Regions from separate parts of the Homo sapiens genome. Here region 1 is linked to region 2. The links are chromatin contacts, found by Hi-C or POLR2A ChIA-PET in ENCODE. All regions are on one chromosome and are shown on one strand. Each heading gives the region's core, a stretch centred on a gene start or an enhancer-like site at or near the end of the contact. The rest is flanking DNA. Distances are from core to core; before and after follow the strand shown.

Region 1 (3,035 bases), core at 55-2,554, 2.8 Mb after region 2:
AGAGTACAGGAAAAACTACATTACGAGTAGCTGTAGGCCTGCTTTCATGGACTGAAGTCACACAAAGAAGAAAATCCTGAAGGGTGAGGAGAGGAGGAGTTCTTTCCCTCCTAAGGCCAAGAACATAGGTCTTGAATTTCTGAGAAGCGAGTAAATTTCTAAGGACAAAAAGTTCCTTGCATGTGTTCCAACCTCTTGCCGGAAGGTGGATTGCATGACAGTAGAATTGGGGGAAAGGCAGATCTAACATAGAAATGCCTCAGAAGGAATGTAGTTACTAATATCCTCCATGACTGCTCATAACCCCTTCCCATGCGCTCTAACCATGAGGTTCTTGCTCTCAGGGAACAATTTCTAGGTCAGCACAGAGGTAGGGTTCCAGGTCTGCGTGCTCTCTCTGATCATGGGAGCCCCAGGCACAAAGCCCTCCACCCATGTGTCTTCTTCCTGCTGATTCCTTGAGTTCTCTTGTCCTAGGCTTTCACTCTACCTTATGGTGAGCACTTCTTTCTCTCCTACAAGCTTAGAGTTCTCAGATAGTAGGGGCAACTTCTGCTTCCTCATTGCATCCCCCAAAGCAGCTAGCATGGCGCCTTGCATATAAAAGGTACTCAATATTTACATTGATTTCACCTGGCCAAGATGAACTCTATTGAGGTTTTGTTGTTGCAGATGAGGAGCTGGAGACAAGAGCCCACAGAGTAGCTACTGAAGAAAGGGGCCGGAAGCCCCACCAAATTCCAGCTTCAACCCCTCAGAATCCAGCAACTTCCCAACATCCTCCTCCACCACCTGGTCATCGTTCCCAGGCACCTAGTCATCGTCCCCCGCCTCCTGGACACCGTGTTCAGCACCAGCCTCAGAAGAGGCCTCCTGCTCCGTCGGGCACACAAGTTCACCAGCAGAAAGGCCCGCCCCTCCCCAGACCTCGAGTTCAGCCAAAACCTCCCCATGGGGCAGCAGAAAACTCATTGTCCCCTTCCTCTAATTAAAAAAGATAGAAACTGTCTTTTTCAATAAAAAGCACTGTGGATTTCTGCCCTCCTGATGTGCATATCCGTACTTCCATGAGGTGTTTTCTGTGTGCAGAACATTGTCACCTCCTGAGGCTGTGGGCCACAGCCACCTCTGCATCTTCGAACTCAGCCATGTGGTCAACATCTGGAGTTTTTGGTCTCCTCAGAGAGCTCCATCACACCAGTAAGGAGAAGCAATATAAGTGTGATTGCAAGAATGGTAGAGGACCGAGCACAGAAATCTTAGAGATTTCTTGTCCCCTCTCAGGTCATGTGTAGATGCGATAAATCAAGTGATTGGTGTGCCTGGGTCTCACTACAAGCAGCCTATCTGCTTAAGAGACTCTGGAGTTTCTTATGTGCCCTGGTGGACACTTGCCCACCATCCTGTGAGTAAAAGTGAAATAAAAGCTTTGACTAGACCCGTGTCTGCTCATTGTGTGAAGGATCCCAGTGTCGAGGAGAGGAAGCTGCCGAATAAGAAAGAGCCTCGCTGGTGTGACAGCAGGATCAAATTCAGTCAACTCAATCCGGCTGAGACCTCCTTAGTCCTCACCAGAATGACCCGAACATGCTCCCCAGGTCTCAGCTGCAAAGCTGGGTCCAACAACCTATTTGTAGATTTCCATAATGAATTAAAGCCTCCATGCACAAACGTTAACAGGAGTCACCAGAAAACTTAACATTTTAGGTCTTACTTTCTTGACTGTTCAGACACGGTCATAATGACCTGTACTGTCATCCTTCAAAACAAGGGAATCTATGGATACTGGAGGTGTCATGAACTCATCAGATGACATACAAAAAGATAGGCTAAGAGACAACTCAGTTGAATCAAATCTTAAGTGTCTTAAATGACTATGATTAAAAGGTCAGACCCCATCCCCAGCTAGCAGTCATGCAGCTGTACTTTGAGGGAAGTGGGGAGAAAAAAATAGTTTTCAGTTAGAGTTCTAAAACAATAGGTGGTGAGAAGGCACCTGCTTTGAAATGCTGGTGCCTTGTCTGTGGTCCTGTCTGCCCGCCTTCTCCTTGGCTTCTTAGACTTGCTAAACCTTGTTACACTCTGGCAGGAAGCTCTGAGGGCTAAACCACAAAAACTAAGTACATTCAGGACTTCCTGTGACAGCTCACTGAGGATTGAACTACTTTTTCCTCTGAATCTGAGAGTCTATTTTTCCAGCAACCAGAGTTAATTACTAAGGGCAATGATGAATGAAACCTCATCGCCTCCCAAAATTCAAACACAAAATCCAGCTAGGTAACAATTGCCACAGGATCTACCCAGTAGAGAGATGAGGGCTCTGGCCGGGCATGGTGGCTCGTGCCAGTAATCCTAACACTTTGGGAGGCCAAAGCAGGTAGATCACCTGAGGTCAGGAGTTTGAGACCAGCCTGGCCAACATGGTGAAACCCCTTCTCTACTTAAAAAAAAAAAAAAAAAAATTAGCCGGGCATCGTGGCACGCACCTATAACCCCAGCTACTCGGGAGGTTGAGGCAGAATAATTGCTTGAACCCTGGGGTGTGGAGGTTGCAGTGAGGTGAGATCGTGTCACTTCGCTCTAGCCTGGGCAAAAGAGCAAAACTCCGTCTAAAAAAAAAAAGGAGAGAGAGAGAGAGAGAGAGAGAGAGATGAGGGTCCTAGCTCTGCCCCTTTCTCATTCTTCATGATACCCATGAGTGATTTCATTGGCTATCTCACCAGAACAGCTCATACGCCATTCCCTTAAGAAAATCTTCCCTGGTCTATTCAGCCCTGGGCTCTGCCTTTCTTCTGAACTCCTGTGGCATTACATATGGTACAAAACACATACACCCTATTCAATCCTTCATCGTTCATTCATTCAACGAACATTTATTGAACTTCTACTATGTGTCAGGCTCTGTGCTAGGCACTAGGAAAACAGAGGTGTACAATTGCATCTCTGCTTTCAAGGAGCTCACCACCTGGTAGGCAAGAAACGGACCAACCATGGGACAAATGCAATGCAGTATGATAAATATAGGTCAGAGGCAA
Region 2 (3,207 bases), core at 220-2,719:
ATTTAAGTAATCAGATGATGATGCAGAATTCAAATAAAATAGGAGTCAATCAGCAAAGGTTCCCGAAAGGGTGAATTCTGAGAGATATTTGAAAAGAGGAAAGGGACATAACTTGAGAGAGCAGGAGTTTAGGAACATGTCAGAGAGTTAGGTTGAACCAAGGCATGATAAACATGTTTGAAGCTTACATTCTGAGCAGGATCTGTTCTACCCAGACCACAGGTTTCTGCCTTTTTTTCTGGCTCATCAAGCAGGCATGTTTACCCACTCTTTTTATCTTCATGTTTCCCAGGTCAGCCCAATGTGAGGACTTTAAGTAGTAGAAGGAAGTTTCTGTGAAAATATGCAAACAAAACTGCCTTGTGGGATCGAACATTTTTGGTAACCCTAGTTCTCTAGGGAAATAAACTTCCCTGTTCCAGATAAAATGGAACTGCTCCCCGTGTTGTTAAGCCAGAGAGAAAGCCAAATGACTTCCCTTAAAAGGTACTTCAGCGCATTTTACACAAATCATAGTTTTCTGTGTGTGTTATGGGGATCCAAGGAAATCAAAGATGTTAATGAGTGAGATTTGAGAAACAAAACTTGATAGTAGAATTTTGTCTTAGCCACAACTGCCCTTCTCCTCACAGAGTATATGCAAATACCGATGGTGACGGACAGTCACTTTCTAGAGCTCAGATCACTGCTGCCTCCAGCACTTGTGGGATGGAAAAAATGAAGAAATTACAGTTGCCCTAAAAATGTCCCCCACTTCAGGAACCTGAATATTTTACACAGCAGGAGATACATCGGAAGTCCTACAGAATCTCTTGACTTTGGGAGATGCAACTGCTTTTCTATTAGGATAACCTAATTTTCTGTGTCCATTTTCTCAGAATGTTGTGCCCAACGCGTTCTGTTTCCTAAATACCCAGCCTTCCTTCTGGTAGAGGCAAGAAAATTATGCTAGCATTCGCTCACTGCATGTTTTGAGCGTTTGAGTTCAGAGTACAGCTATTCTCTCTCCTCGTAATGTAAACACAGGTTCCCACGGCGGCAATGGGAGACTCCCCTAAGGGGCTCTTGACGTACAGGGAGACTTCCAGATATGGTACACAGATGTCACATTGCTAGAACGTCTCTAGACGGCAACGAAACATTAAAGCCTAACCTGAGGTAATCCCTCACCGGCAGTGAAGCTCCTCTGCTAGGCACTGTCGTCCCGTACACTGCCCAAGCTCTGGGGGTGTCACACTAAACTGTGGTGATGTCACACTAGCTGGGATGACATTTTACAGTTGGATCCCGTACCACCGCCAGGCACCTTTAAATCACCGCAGAGTCTGCAGTGCGGAGGGGGCGGGAAGTCCAGGCCCCGCACTCGATCCACGCTGGCTCCCTACGGAGGCCCACCTACTCGAGGCCCACCGACTCCTACTGCAATCAGTACTATGCGATCGTCCTAGAGAGTCCATTCAGCTGCACTTCCGCCTCAGTAGGTGTCATGGCGCGGGGCGGGTGAATAGTTCCGGCGAGGCGGGGCCGGCCGGGTTGAGGGACGGCCGCTCGGCATTCCGTTCGTCGGGTCTGGCGACAACGGCGGCTGCGGAGCAAGGGGCCCGGCGGTAGCCCCGGACGGCAGCAGGAGGCCGAGGCGGGAGCGCGCGGGGCTGAGGCGGCGGCGGCGGCGGCGGGAAGGGGCTGGGTGGTGGAGCGGGAGGGAGGCTGAGGAGGCTCCCCCTGCGGGACGGGCGCGGGGACGGCTCCGGGGGGCGGGGGCCGGGGCCCGGGCCGGCTCGCGCGGGGGGTATGATGACCCGGCTGCGGGGCCCCAGATCTCGTCTCCTCCGCCGCCTCCTCACGGCAGCCCCAGCTCGCGGCTGAGAACCAGACACACCGGCGGTGAGTGGGGACGGGCAGGAGGGGTCCTCGGCGGGGAGCGACTTCCCCTCAGCTCCCTGAGGCGGGGCCGGGCCGGCCGCCGGCTCTCCTGGAGCGCCCAGCCTGCCGGGGGCGCCTTCCTCAAAGGGCCCCTGCCTGGGACCGGGCGCCGCGTCTTGCGGCCCGGCCGCTCACTGCCGCTGAGGGGATTGCCTTCCCAGGAAGGTGGGGAGGCTCCGGGCTGGTTTTCGGGGCAACTCCCCCTGCCTCCTGCCACTTCTCGCCTGGGCGTGTTGTCCTTAAGTGACAGGGGACCGCCTTGCGTCTCCTCACTCGGCCGGTTTTTTCCCCGGCTGTCGTGGCAGGTTCCCAGTGTGTGGCTTGTGCGTGTGTACTTCACAGCTCCGCTTATCACCATGGTTTTGGGTTATTTGTGCTGTTTGGGACCAGGAAGCCGTGCCTGGAGAGGACGACAGTGGGGTGGGTGTGGAAGCTTTTCTGTCGTCTCCGCTGATGTTCTGTAGTCGTTAGGCTTGTAATTCGTAATGACGGTGGAGACTACGTGAGACCAGCCCACCTAATGTATATCTGTACAAGGGAGATCTAGAGGTCTGGCCCAAAGGGAAACTTTTGCTGCCACCACTTTCAAAGCTTTCGTTAAAAAAACAAAAGGGAGGGGGAAGGTGGAGAAACAACCAAAATTCTGGTAAGGCCCACACTGTTCACAGGTCTGTGGGGAAGAGTCCCCTTTTTGTGCTTAGCAACCAAGACGTGGAGTTCCGTCTCCAGGAGCGTTGGTCTAACCTCCAGTTTGTTGTGGTGACGAGCTGTGAGCAATGGCCTGTGTTTATGCTGGGCGAGCTTTCTTTCCTACTTGGGGAGGGGGGTTCAGGATGGGAGGATGCGGGTAGGGAAGAGGGGGGGAAAACCCCCAAGCTCCAGTAAGTCTTTTCTTTACTTAATCACTGATTCTGTTGTAGGTAGACTCATTTAGAGGCAGTCCTAGATGCTCTTTCTTGTCTATTAGTGACACTTTGGGAATTCTCAGTAATTGCATCAACATAATACTTTCAGCTATAGACTCTCTGTCCCAATCTGTCCTTTATCTTGTTTCTTAGTAACTGGTGAAAACAGCAGTGTGGCTTCCCGCTCTTGATGAAATAGGGTTAAATTAAGTGGCTGATGCCCTCAGCAAACCTACAATTTTCCTTTTGTTTGTGTAAAGCTATTTTTGATCTCTGGTCTGTGGGTTTTTTTTTTTTTTTTGTAAGATTATAGAGAATGCAAACTATTACTAGCTTTTTTCATATGGAAGCCTAAAGCTTTCTATAAAACATTTTAAAA

What was found. Hi-C counts contacts between places; a loop is a spot of excess contacts on that map. ChIA-PET counts read pairs that join two places held with the same protein, here RNA polymerase II (POLR2A). Pooled maps may share reads with other maps.
Region 1: a loop to region 2 is called in a map of naive thymus-derived CD4-positive, alpha-beta T cell, with 7 times the contacts of the local background. The contact joins the enhancer-like site here to the promoter of HIPK1-AS1 in region 2. A Hi-C loop is called at or near these places in 1 of 168 maps with a recorded cell type or tissue (naive thymus-derived CD4-positive, alpha-beta T cell) and 6 of 50 pooled maps. POLR2A ChIA-PET finds 5 or more read pairs at or near these places in 2 of 52 experiments (activated naive CD4-positive, alpha-beta T cell and naive thymus-derived CD4-positive, alpha-beta T cell).

What each region holds. Positions count from the first base shown.
Region 1 is chr1:116,767,792-116,770,826 of GRCh38, forward strand. CD2 (CD2 molecule) reads left to right here. Exons shown (of 5, transcript NM_001767.5): 5 at 673-1,438. The coding sequence ends at 992. Among named protein-coding and RNA genes, the nearest start is that of CD2, 15 kb to the left of the region's middle. RefSeq lists enhancers at 1,426-2,925, 1,426-2,725, 1,426-2,525, 1,858-2,387 and cis regulatory regions at 1,873-1,893, 1,961-1,984, 2,059-2,081, 2,156-2,187. Within about 2 kb of position 1,305, at least 5 of the 41 ENCODE cell types and tissues checked have a DNase peak (open chromatin) inside an H3K27ac peak, as active enhancers do.
Region 2 is chr1:113,928,056-113,931,262 of GRCh38, forward strand. HIPK1-AS1 (HIPK1 antisense RNA 1) reads right to left here and starts at 1,470. Exons shown (of 3, transcript NR_110726.1): 1 at 1,307-1,470; 2 at 189-333. HIPK1 (homeodomain interacting protein kinase 1) reads left to right here and starts at 1,269. Exons shown (of 16, transcript NM_198268.3): 1 at 1,269-1,477. RefSeq lists an enhancer at 1,180-1,499 and silencers at 1,620-1,669, 1,690-1,999.